Linked DNA regions of Mus musculus: region 1 is linked to region 2. A link is a loop called in an ENCODE intact Hi-C map of the cell type or tissue named here. Cell type or tissue: gastrocnemius. All regions are shown on one strand. Each heading gives the region's core, and the rest is flanking DNA. Links, peaks and the distances in the headings are about the cores only.

Evidence for each region. A loop is a pair of places that touch in the nucleus more often than their neighbours do. Peaks named below come from ENCODE experiments on the same cell type or tissue, not always from the same donor. Only the 100,000 strongest peaks of a DNase experiment are listed, where the experiment ranks them.
Region 1: a loop joins it to region 2, with 2.9 times the contacts of the local background. A loop is called at or near these places in 4 of 42 quality-filtered maps.

Annotation. Positions count from the first base shown.
Region 1 is chr1:61,921,894-61,928,066 of GRCm38, forward strand. The region is part of intron 2 of Pard3b (par-3 family cell polarity regulator beta); the gene reads left to right. Among named protein-coding and RNA genes, the nearest start is that of Pard3bos1, 60 kb to the left of the region's middle. In gastrocnemius, for the core only: a CTCF peak has its summit at 3,275 (motif pointing left); a DNase peak (open chromatin) is centred at 3,291.
Region 2 is chr1:61,294,391-61,300,563 of GRCm38, forward strand. No RefSeq gene overlaps it. Among named protein-coding and RNA genes, the nearest start is that of 9530026F06Rik, 81 kb to the right of the region's middle. In gastrocnemius, for the core only: a CTCF peak has its summit at 3,779 (motif pointing right); DNase peaks (open chromatin) are centred at 2,632 and 3,794; H3K27ac peaks cover 798 bases.

The DNA.
Region 1 (6,173 bases), core at 697-5,696, 630 kb after region 2:
TCCCATGGTTATATAGAATCTATACTGGGACCCTGTTGTGGAGTCTCCCTTATACTCTAGAGCTGACATGGGTAGAAGTGACCTTTGCCCTCTTCCTTTGCTAATACCTTTGAAGAGTGCAGAATTTTTAGTGGAACTGTGATTCTGATTTTGCTAAGACAATTTTGGCCACTAGCAATTTCTCTCCCTCCCCATATATAATTTGGAGGCATAAGGCTGAATAGCTTTGTCTGCACAGAAATATATTTAGACCTGGCTCTGTGGCATAATAGATAGTGCATTGGACTTCAAACTCACATGATATGTACTCACTGATAAGTGGATATTAGCCCAGAAACTTAGGATACCAAAGATAAAAGATACAATTTGTAAAACACATGAAACTCAAGAAGAATGAAGATGAAAGTGTGGACACTTTGTTCCTTCTTAGAATTGGGAACAAAACACCCTTGGAAGGAGTCATAAAGACAAAGATTGGAGCTGAGACGAAAGGATGGACCATCTAGAGACTGCCATACCCAGGGATCCATCCCATAATCAGCCCCCAAATGCTGACACCATTGCACACACTAGCAAGATTTTGCTGAAAGGACCCTGATATAGCTATCTCTTGCGAGGCTATGCCGGGGCCTAGCAAACACAGAAGTGGATGCTCACAGTCAGCTATTGGATGGATCATAGGGCCCCCAATGGAGGAGCTAGAGAAAGTTCCCAAGGAGCTAAAGGGGTCTGCAACCCTATAGATGGAACAACAATATACCCCCCTCGGAGCTCGTGTCTCTAGCTGCATATGTATCAGAAGATGACCTAGTCGGCCATCACTGGAAAGAGAGGCCCATTGGTCTTGCAAACTTAATATGCCTCAGTACAGGGGAACGCCAGGGCCAAGAAGTGATAGTGGGGGGGGGGGTGGGAGGGAGGGTTTGGGGGACTTTTGGGGTAGCATTGGAAATGTAAATGAAGAAAATACCTAAATTAATAAAAAATAAAATAAAATAAATCAAGCTGAACCAGGCAGCTATTAAAACTAATATATATATATATAAATATATATATATATTTAGGAGTGTCTAAAAACATAAGACAACAAAATAGTCTGATAACTTCTTTGATGCAGTATGAGGTCTTCTTTTTAATGCAGGGAGTTTGCTGATATTGGCTCTGATTCTTTTATCCAGTTATGTAGCACTGGAGTGAGCATGGGGATGACTAACATTTTTCTTCCCTAGGATCAAAAAAGTCTGAAAATAGTGAGAAAAAGCAAACATATGTAGGCATTGAATCTTATTCTTACCCTAAACTTTCTAGTCCCTCCCTTCTATACAAGTATGTGGGATATGTAAAGGTGTGTTTGTGTGTGTGTGTGTGTGTGTGTGTGTGTGTGTGTGTGTGTGTGTGTGACAGAGAGAGAGAGAGAGAGAGAGAGAGAGTATGTGTGTGTGTATGTGTGATATTTTCAATATAAACACCAGGATATGTTCCTGTTTTCATGAGGGCTATAAATGATCAGTCTCCCTTTGTCCCTTTTTCTGTTCTATTTGCCATTGTTTATCAGGACACATACTGATAAGACTACAGCTCAGATGAGAGTGGGGTGCCGGGCCCTCGACCTCACCCCTCCAACTCTTCCTACAATTTCCTGGCCATGCTGTTAGAACACAGCTTCTGTTTTCTGTTGGTGGCATTTTGTCATTTCTCTTTCTCTCTCTTTTCCTTGTTCTCACTTGCAAGTCTCCTCAAATGAGCACCTTGCCTGGGGTGGCAGAGAAAGCCCTCTTACTTTGGGAAGCAAGGAAGTTAAGTATATTGTCAGGCTCCAGGCCAAATAAAGTGTAAAGCATGACAATTAACTGGATAACTACCAAAATACCTCTTACTGTAACTATAACTCAGAGTATCCCTAGCTGAAGGTAAAAGATGCTGCTGCTTAATTCATCTGAATGCTTCTCAGGGTTCTCCTGGAGGCTTCTACAGAGCTTGCCCAGTAGGCTTTGACATAGCAGGACAGGGAGGGGCTGACAGTCTGGGAAGATCTAGCCTAGAACTAGACTTTTGATCCTCTCATTAAGCCAGGAGGTATGTGGTCTTAATTCTGTCCCACATATGAGGGTAGTGCTCAGTGTAGGGATTTCAAGCCAGAACCATCCTGGTTGGAGTCATTTGCTAAATCTTGGAGATTAATCGTTAAGTTGAAGCATTTTCAAGAACAACAAAACAGGCGGCATGCTCCTGTGCTCTATGAAAGCAATGTGCAACTGCACGCCAGTTGAGGAAAGTGAAGTTCAAAATGACTGTCTCAAAGGAAGGAAGGATGTGGACACAATGCTCCTTAATATTTAACCGGAATCTAGTTAAACTGAATTAAATACCCATTTGTTTTGGCTACAGGGATTATGGGGGTTTGTTTTGATCTTTACAACATCAAATGACATTTAGAGAAATGGAAGATTAGCTTTCTACTATTAAAACATTTAAAAATGTTTGCAGACATTGTAACAAAACACAGGAATTACGTTGTCATTTCATTTCACACTATCAGCTGTAAATCCCCGCTTAATGTGCTGATACAGAATCTGATGGGAATTGACTTGAAAAAGTTCTCTCTTGCAAGTGTATATACTTCCTCTGTATCTTAATTTTAGGCCCATAGTTATTTTCCTAACTAATCACTTAGTATTTTACTGTTTATTTTTGTATTTTCAGATTAAAGATATATTTATAGGTTTTTCATGAATTTGTAATTATATTTTAAATTACACCCCTTTGGAGCAATTTGTAAGCTGTTCTGTTTGATTTACTGTAGGCTATAAACAATGTAAAACAAGCTACGTTCAAATCAAAAAACACCAACCATGGGGTATTTCTGCAACAGCTCCTGCTTCATCCATCACTTTCACTTTAAGAAGGTACTTCTTGGTTTTCTGGAGCTCTAGGCAGAACTCAGTGCTTAAATGTGTGAGGAGGAAGAACATTTCAGTGGGAAGAAAATGTTCAGTTTGGATCCCGCCTCACATTATGGGTCCTATTTTTAAAAAATGAGATGCTAAAAGGCAAGGAATGATGACAGGACTGACTTCTTTATTTAGAAAAAATCAACTGTCAATTAACTAATGAGTATTCTTTTTAATCAGTGTTAATTGACAAATTCCCTGCACTCACAAACTTGGTTCTTGTGTAGTTTCTTGTTGGCCTGTCCCGATTTCCCTCCTCTGTTCTATTCTCTCTGTAGGGTGTAATTCTATATTCCCCAAGTTCCGTCTGCTGGAGCTAGATGGAGCTACAAGATCTTCTGTAAATGCATACAATGCCTTCTTGTGGTGTTAGGAGACAAATGCCACTGGAAAGCCTTCTTGCCCTTTCCTTTTCAAGAGAGTGTGGACTTTTAACACAGTCATTAAAATGGACAGATAATTGCAGTTTTGTAATTATCATTTGTTTGGGAGCTGCTCAAAAAAGAAATGAAAATAAAAATTCCCCAGACCACAACAAAACCAGAAAACAGTGTTGACTTCAAACCAGGTTAAATATTTTTGTTATTAGAAGTGTAGTTATTTTTGTTCTCTTTTTCTTCTTCTTCTAAAAGTAATCTCAGACATCTTGATAACACAGCAAGTGATCAAAAAGGAACACATGGAAATTATTTCACATTCACCTGCAAAATTTTATACGTATAGATTATTACAGGTAGGTATGATTAGATCCATAATATAGTATAGAACATATATCTAACAATGTGGAAATGTATCACAATGAGAGGAAATGCTGTTATTGTTTTTGTGGATGGTTGTTTTGCTTCCCTCCCCAGCTCTGTACTGAGCCAGCTGTACAGCTTTGGTCCTTTGTCTTTCCATGCGTTAGAATCCTGTGGAATATGCCCAGACTGATGTCACCCTGTGTACTAGCTGTTGGGACAGCCGGTGAAGGTCATGTGCTGACTTTGATGAGGTCATTGTGCTCACTTTATAGGAATCTTGTAATTATGTACTGGATAAACAGGGATCTTGCACTCAGAAGACCGAGTGGATGAAGCACGGATAAGGAGCATGTATCCACAAACTGACACGCTTCAGGGTCCAGCTCTTGCTGAAGCTGCCCTGCTCCTCCTTCACACACAATTTTACTAGGCTTCATGCTTTGACTTTTTCCCTATAGAACACTTGGATGCCATTCCATCCTTGCAGCAATAAAATGCAGTTACAAGCTGTTAGACCCATTTTAGCAGACAAGGAAATGGGCTCAGAGAGCCAGGGCCCCTGGTTTGAGATCATGCAGCTAGTAAAAGGAGAAACGGGATTCCCATCTGACTCTTGGATCTGTGTTTCTATTCACTCTTCACTCTTCAGAATACCTTCCTACCTATACGCAGTGCTTTTCTCTTTCCTCTTTCAAAATTCCAATTATTTATTTGTTTGTTTACTTATTTATTTACTTGCTTGTGTGTGTATGTGTGTGGTCATGAAAGAAGACAAATTGTTGGAGTTGGTTGTCTCCTTCCACCACATTGGGCCTGGAGCTCAAACTCAGATTACCAGGTTTAGGCAGCTCGTGCCTTAACCCAGTGAGCCATTTCTCCAGCCCAGTGAGCCATTTCTCCAGCCCTCGTAATCCATTCATAAGCAGCTGGTTTATTCCAGATCCACTTTAAATCATTAAGCAGTGTGACCCTATCTGTACATTACTGTTTGCCTCAAGCAGGAGCCTTAGTCCCAATAACCATTATCCTCTGTTCCCAGTCATACTTTTTTAAATGTTGCAGAATGTTATGTCTTCTGTATTGACTTTGTCTGTGTGTGCACTGGGCTTCAAGAGGGCACATCTCCTCCTGGTGTTGCCTTCTCAATGGTCTCTTGGGGAAGTTTGATTCACAGAGAAATTCTTGATCCATTTAGAAGAGCTTCTGTTTAGCTTGGTTTGGTTTTTACCAGTGTTTGTGTGGAACCCAGCCTACATGCTAAACAAGTGCTTTACCTCCAACCCCTCACCCTCATTACCATTTGTACAAAGTTAATCACATCTTACTGGAGGTATATAAAAAGAGGATTGAGTCTGACAGTTTTAAAGTGAGATTTAAAAAGGGGGCGCCTTCTATGAGCCACAGAGCACATCTTTAGCTTGTGAACACCTCATTCACCAAGGACTCCCCTGCAGAGTGACCAGGAAAAACCTGTCCAGAGAGAATCCTCCAGGGTCTCACTGGGGGTTGAGTGACCACCTACATTGTCTTCAAAGCCCTTGACAGGATCTTCAGTTAGATTTTAGGACTACCCTTTCCCTGGCCTCCAAAGCTTTCTGAGGCCTAAAGTGAAGAGGAAAGTGCCCTCTAGCTTGGGGATAATTGCAGTGGGGCTGTTGTAAGACACTGGCTTCAGTCTCAGAGGCAGTGGGTACTTTCCTGTCTCTTGTCAGGCAGAGCTTGTAAATGGAAACTGGTACAAAGTTCATGAAATAATTACATTAAAGACATTAAATGTAGCTTCAGTCTTTTGTCTCCTGACATAGAATAACCCAGGGGACCTTTCACAGAGCCCTCTTTAAATACATAATGGTTACAACTGAATCCAGTTGGTAAATGTTGTGTGCAGCTAGTTTAAATGCAAATATTTTCTAAAAGTAGACTGTATAGAACACTTTGTGGTGAAAACCAACTTTTTCCCTTCTGCTTTTCATTGTGGAATTTGAAATGTGTTTCTGTAGATGAAGTATTTGTTGAATGAGTGAAGGGTTCTGCTTTCATGTTTGCTCTCTGTCTCCTCTCACTTAAGGTCATACTAAGCCTTAGCAAACACAGGCTTAAAGGTTAGGGCCAGGCTAGCCCATCCATCTGAGTTGCTTAGACCCTTCCCCAACCTTCAGCTTTGCCTCACGGGAGCTATTTCCTCATTTCTGGGTTGATCCTGCTCTCAAGGCCAGAGGCCTCTGGACACTCAGAGTCTGCTAGCTCTCTGTGGTTCTCCCTCACATCGTGCTCCTATTAAAATTTAAATTGTATTAAAATGTGTATTACCAGTAGAAGCCTCTGCCTGATATTGTCTGAAGACTTAACTGAAATGTACTTAATTTGCAGACCCAAATATGAAAATCAAAGCTCACTGTTACAGACATTCTGCAGAGTGAGTTTATTTAAGGAAAACAGACCACACTCAGCACTATCACCCACAATGCCAGGGTTTCCT
Region 2 (6,173 bases), core at 847-5,846:
AGAAAGTGACAAATCACCGCTGTCCCCACCCCATTTCCATCTTCCCACCTGACTATCTGTACTATCTGATTAGGCCCCCGCCAGCCAATCACAGCACACAATTTGGGAAATATTTCCTTTCTAGCATTCTGGAGAACAATCCCTTGCTGAGGGAAAAAAATACATTATAAAATAAATGGAAAAGCATCAATCAGCTGGGGAAATGTGTTCTCCTTGTTGGGGGCAAGTGAATGTTTTTATTCAAATGGGACTGAAGACAGAGTAGTTTGCTTTTTTTCTTTCTAAGATACCTAAACAGAGCAGCAGAGGCTGTTACCTTTTCCCCTCGGATTGAGGTTTTATGAAGCCAGACATGCCACTGGGTAATTACCAGTGAGGCAGGGTGGTTGGTAAATACCTTGTCCCATTTTGGTGTGATTTGGATTGAAGTACAAAAGTGATTTATTGTTTACCAATAATCTCTACCCTCCCTTCTCGTGTCCCTCCAACAAATAAATGGACAAATTTCAGGAAGGCAGTCGTCCCCCCCACACACACACACACACTTTGGCATGTATTTATACTTATGTCTGCAGGCCTTACCTAGGGTTTGCAATGGCTGGCAAGTGTTTATACCAGAGACAAAGCACGCCTACTTTCTCAGTCCTCCTGTGTGGAAGAGAGCCCACTGAGAAGGAATTAGCTCTACCAATAATCAGATGTGCTCACTGAGGCCTTGAAACGGTGATCAGTCTACCCTCTCTTCAGCCCTGTTTCACAACGCATAGCCTTCTGCATAAACACACACACACACACAGAGAGAGAGAGACAGAGACAGAGACAGAGAGAAAGAGAGAGAAACACCCTTCACCGATCCTCAAAGATGAAGAAATAGACATGTTTGGGTGACTCATGGGTCCTCACACTCAATGCAAACCTAAATAACTCTCTGGATGAATGAGATGTGTCATTTCCAGGCTGTAAAAGTAATTCACAGCCTCACCTTTTCCTAATGGGGCCATGTGGCCTGGCGCTCTCATGTCAGCCAGCCACAGCTGCAGCCTGACAACACATGCAAAACCTATCATACCCTGTCCTGGAGGGCCTCACTCCCACCCCCACCCACCTCTGTCTTTTGACTGAGAGTAAAGAACCCTAGATGTTCTAGATGATATTGCCGCCCACTGCATTTGCTTCAACATGCCTCCATGAGATTTTTTTTTCTCATGAATTAATAGCAAAAATGCAACTATGTTATAATTCTGTTTTTTCTTCCTTCATTAAGGATGAGAAATTTCATATAAATTATGTAGTACATATTAACCCTGATTGGCCCCAGACAAAGTGCTGAGGAAATCTAGATTCATCAGCCAATGCTTTCTTCTCTCAGGACCTATCACCTTCCAGTCTGCTTCATCCTATGCCCAACCTCAAGCTCCCAAGTGAGCAGGCACTCGTGCGCACTCACACACACACACACACACACACACACACACACACACACACACACATACACACACACACACAACAGGGAGTCATTCTCAGAAACACTCTGTTCACTTGTCAGTCCAAATCCCGGCTTCCATCAGATGGCCCCTGGAGTGACCCCTCTGACCACACTCACATCCAGACACTGCTTAATTCCAACTCAGTCATATTTCATCCTTACATTTTCCAAATGCCAGACCAGTAGGCTTTCCATTTTAGGTCATCTGAAATCCATCCAGACAGTCCAGTGTTCTAGTTTTGGTGATTCTCGTGTTTGACACCTACCCTTCTCAGACTAAAAGAAATGTTTTTCTATTATCATCATCATCATCATCATTTGTTAGTTGTTGTTGTTGTTATTTGCACCTACTTCCTTTTCTTCTGGACACGCTCAGCATCACTAAAGGCAGACCTGAGTCTGCAGATACACCTGTGCACACACTTCATCCAAAAATATTTTCTCAGACGAAGCTAGTGCTGGGAAATATTAGCCACATGGAGAAAGGATTTCTAGTGACTTCTATGAGAGACCCTAGAAGAATAAATTTGGAAGTAGAAAGGAGTTTGAAATAAGCCCTCTCTCTCTCTCTCTCTCTCTCTCTCTCTCTCTCTCTCTCACACACACACACACACACACACACACATTCTGACCCTATTTCTGCCAAAAAGACATTAGCACTTGCAGTTCCGTGTCTTATTTTGAAGTCAGCTATCATTGACATGAGATCTTATGTGGGTTAGCATGGAGTGGATAATTACGGAGGCACTCACAGAGAGGCATCCCTCTAGAAAATACTGTTCAGAAGAGTCACACCACACTGGCTTCCCTGTACCCAGGTGTCTGCCCTGTGACCAACTCAGACTGTAGTTCGGGTCTACGGGGCTGTACTATCTCTGGGTTTCTGCCACTGACCGAGTCTCTCCCTCTCTCTTCGCATTCTGTTTTCAGTCTATTTGATCACATTCTCTGGTTCTTCCAATGCCTCTCCTCCTCTTTCTTTAATCTTGTCTTTGAAAAGCAGTCACATAGCCCAGTCCCTTCTTGCCAACACACACGGGAAAAATTAAATATTTGAAAAGCCTTCACTCGTGACATCCATCCAGAGAGTACCAATAAGCTGTCCAGGGCCACACCTCCATAAATGCAGCTGCTCTGGGGGCACCTATGCTTGGTAACCATCTCCCTGGCAACAGAGCTCCTGATGGCCAATGGGCATTGCCTTTGAAGCACTGAGGTTTTTGTTTCCAAAGCGTGTCTGCTGCTTCTACTTTGATTAATCAACATCACCTCTTTTGGTGTGTGTTTAAGTGAAATAATAGATGACTGCTTGGTTACAGCTGCATGGCAAAGGCTTTTCGGGAATCTTGAGAAGAAAAGGCAAAATAAAATAATAAAAATCGTAATGGATACTGTAGAAAGGCTTGAAAACCTCTTATTCATTGCTACTCACAGACCTGATTATTGGGTGAACTGTTCTCGCTCTCCACCCCACCGCCATCTCTCTCTCTCTCTCTCTCTCTCTCTCTCTCTCTCTCTCTCTCTCTCCTCGGTTGTTCTATTGATACACCCTATTCTCAGTCATCTCCCAGAGATTCTGAGAACCCAGCTTTTTTAGATCTTTGTACTCAGGAGACTATTTTGAACATCCCTTTGTTCTGCCTGTGAAGGTTAAAATGTTTGGGACAACGCCCTGCTCAGGTACAGGTTTCCCTTCCCCCACCTGCTCTCCACCATCCTTCCATCTGCTTTAGAAATTCTTAAGATTCTGTGACAGCAGGAAGCTGTTTGTGTTCTTCCCTTTACCTCATCTTGGGACTAGAATCCTTGGTGTTTATTTAATACCAGTCCAGGCCCTCTTCTACTCTTGGCGAAGACTCCTCAGACAGAGAGAAAACTAAATGCCTCATGCTCTAGTTTCAGAAAGACCATCAACTCCAAGTCCCTGGACACTCTTGGTAAAGTGAAAAAACTGAATAGAACCCAGTTCTGTCTTGAATTCATTCATACACAGTTTAACAGTAAATTTTTTATATCTAAACTAAATATATCTAGACTTCCATATCTAAACAACCAGTCACTGAACAACCATTCATTGTCTGGTGGGAAAAAATATGAAAGACGCCTGTTACTGGCTTGGCATGTTACTAACATGAAAGAAAGGTGTATTTTCTTATGCTTCATGCCTGTTCATTTTGACGACCTTTGACAGAATGCCTGACACTGACTTTTCCATTTGGCGCAAGGAAGATTTTTTTAACTAAGGAGCATCTACTAACAGGCAGGCCTTTCACAGAATACTAAAAGTCACCATTAGGTGGCAGAGTAGCACAATATGAAAAAAGCTATCTCCCAGGGGGACAACTCCAGGCCTCTGTTAATAGCTTGATTTTCCACTTACAGGCAAGAAAATGCCATGGAAACTTCTGTTTTCCTCTTTGAGAGAACAAGGAGGGAAAGAGATGGGGGAGGCACCAAGTCCCCGTCCACTGTGTGCTGTCTGCTGCCCCTTAGCCACATCTGGACGTTATAAATCATGCATTATTGTAGTCTAGCATTTTCTGATCTCAGCAACAGGCCCCTTCTAAGCAAAAGGGAGCCAGCATGTTCTGTTTAGCTTAAAAATGACTAAAATTGCAAGTGAAGGAAGGAGAGAAAATCACTCTAACAGCAGGGAAGACAGTGATGGGGTTTTCTTGCTGGTACTGGGTAAGCAACTTTGGAATGCATCAGTGGCTGGTTCCAGCCTCCAGTTATTCTTGCCCTGTGGCTGCTTCTGTTTGTGCCTATTTCTGCTCCACAGACACCAGAACATATCAGAATCTCACCCCAAAAACTCTCCAGTAGCTAATACCTCCATCCCCACTGTCATCCCTGTGTGTATTTATCACTTTTTAATCTGGATCATTGCTTGAAGTTCCCGGACCTTGCTCAGAAATGGTGCATCACTGCTGACTTTCAATAGATTTCACCTGTGGGCTCTAGAGCGGCCCTGTCATAGATCAAGGGAGTCTGATGCCTCAATCTGCCCACGTTCCTGCATTCCCAAGCTCATGGACTGCCATACAAAGTACCGTCAGACCATTTGCACAAGGACCTGTCTAATCTCATTAGATTTCTCATTTTCGGCATAATACTGTCATGGTGCCGTGCACCAGTGCCTCAGATTAGTGGCTTGTCAGAATGGTGCTCCACTAATGAGCTAATCCAAATAACGCTCAAATCCCAAATCAGATTTAAGATGATCCAGTCTGGGTGGAATTGGGGAGGGAGAAATGCTGGCCCCAAAGAACAAGCTTTCATTTTCTTTGTGTTGCTTTAAAATAAAATTGAGGGAGTGCTGTCAAACTCTTGATTTTTTTTCTCCTTTGCACGACATTAACCTCCATTGCCCAATTGGGAATAATAAATAGAAAAGAGTGCATCTGTATGGATGGTATAAATTTACCTTAGAGGACTAGAAACACACACACACACACACACACACACACACACACAAGCTTAATATATTCAGCAGATCTGTGTCCTTCACAGCTTCTAGTTTTTCTGATTTTCCCATGGGGTTGGCCCTAAGACCTTGCAGATTTTCAATATGATGTGTTTCAGTAGTGACCTTGGGATGTAGGGTTAGGTCAGAAAACATATTTTTAAGCTTATTTGTTTCCTTGTTTTCCCTCTGGGTAAAGTTGGGCTCCAGAAATCCCAAAATGCATAATAGCAAAGTTAAGGTCAAGACTTTAAACAAAGGAAACAGGGGAAACGGAACAGCACAGACCACATGCACAGTCTGTTTGGTTTCAGGTGTTCATGAAAACGAAGCTCTGGCTTCAAAACTGATGCTTAAAATGGTTTCTTTCTTTCTTTCTTTCTTTCTTTCTTTCTTAATAATAATAAAGTTTGAATGATGACCTACATTGAGCCAGCCAGCACGGGATAACAAAGCAGCCACCTGGCTTCTCCAAGGTGCACATCCCCTCAGATTCCAAAAGTGCTGCTGCTGGGTTTCTGTCTTGTTCATGTATGAAGCCCAAAGAACATGGCAGACCTGTTAAAGTCAGGTTCAGTCAAGCAGGGCAGCAACATGTCTTCATGTTTATGTGTGCAAGTGCCCTTGTTCATGTGTTTACGTATGCATACGTGTGGGGTACACATGGTGGAAATCAGAGAACAATGTCAAATGTTGCTCCTCACGTGTTATCTACCCTTTTGGACAGAGGGAGGGGATGAGGGCTTTCGATGGCCTGCAATTTTCCAAGTAGGCTAAGCAGGCTGGCTAGTGAGCCCCAGAAATCCTTCTTTCGATGCCTCTCCTGCACTGGGGTTACAAGTGCAAGCTTGTAACGGTTACTAGCCGTGGCGGGCTTTATTTAAAAAAAATATTTTTTTAAAGTGGGTTTTAAGGATTGAATGTGGGTCCTCAAAGGCACGTATTTGTCAAAATCCATCGATTACACACTTCAGATGAGCGGATTTCATTGCGTATAGATTACTCTTCAGTTACTAAACGTCTACATTCTCTTTTGGTTGGGTAAGCTTTTGTATTTGACAGCACCGGCATGAAAGAGAAGCGCGGCAGCCAGAGACAGCTGTTTTGTGTCTATTTTGCCTAAATCACTGCCGTTGAACTTGAAGAAAGTCAGCATGTCATCCTGGAAAGCCAGAGATACTTGGGCTAGACAATAGCACCATCTTGCAAGCGCTTTACTGA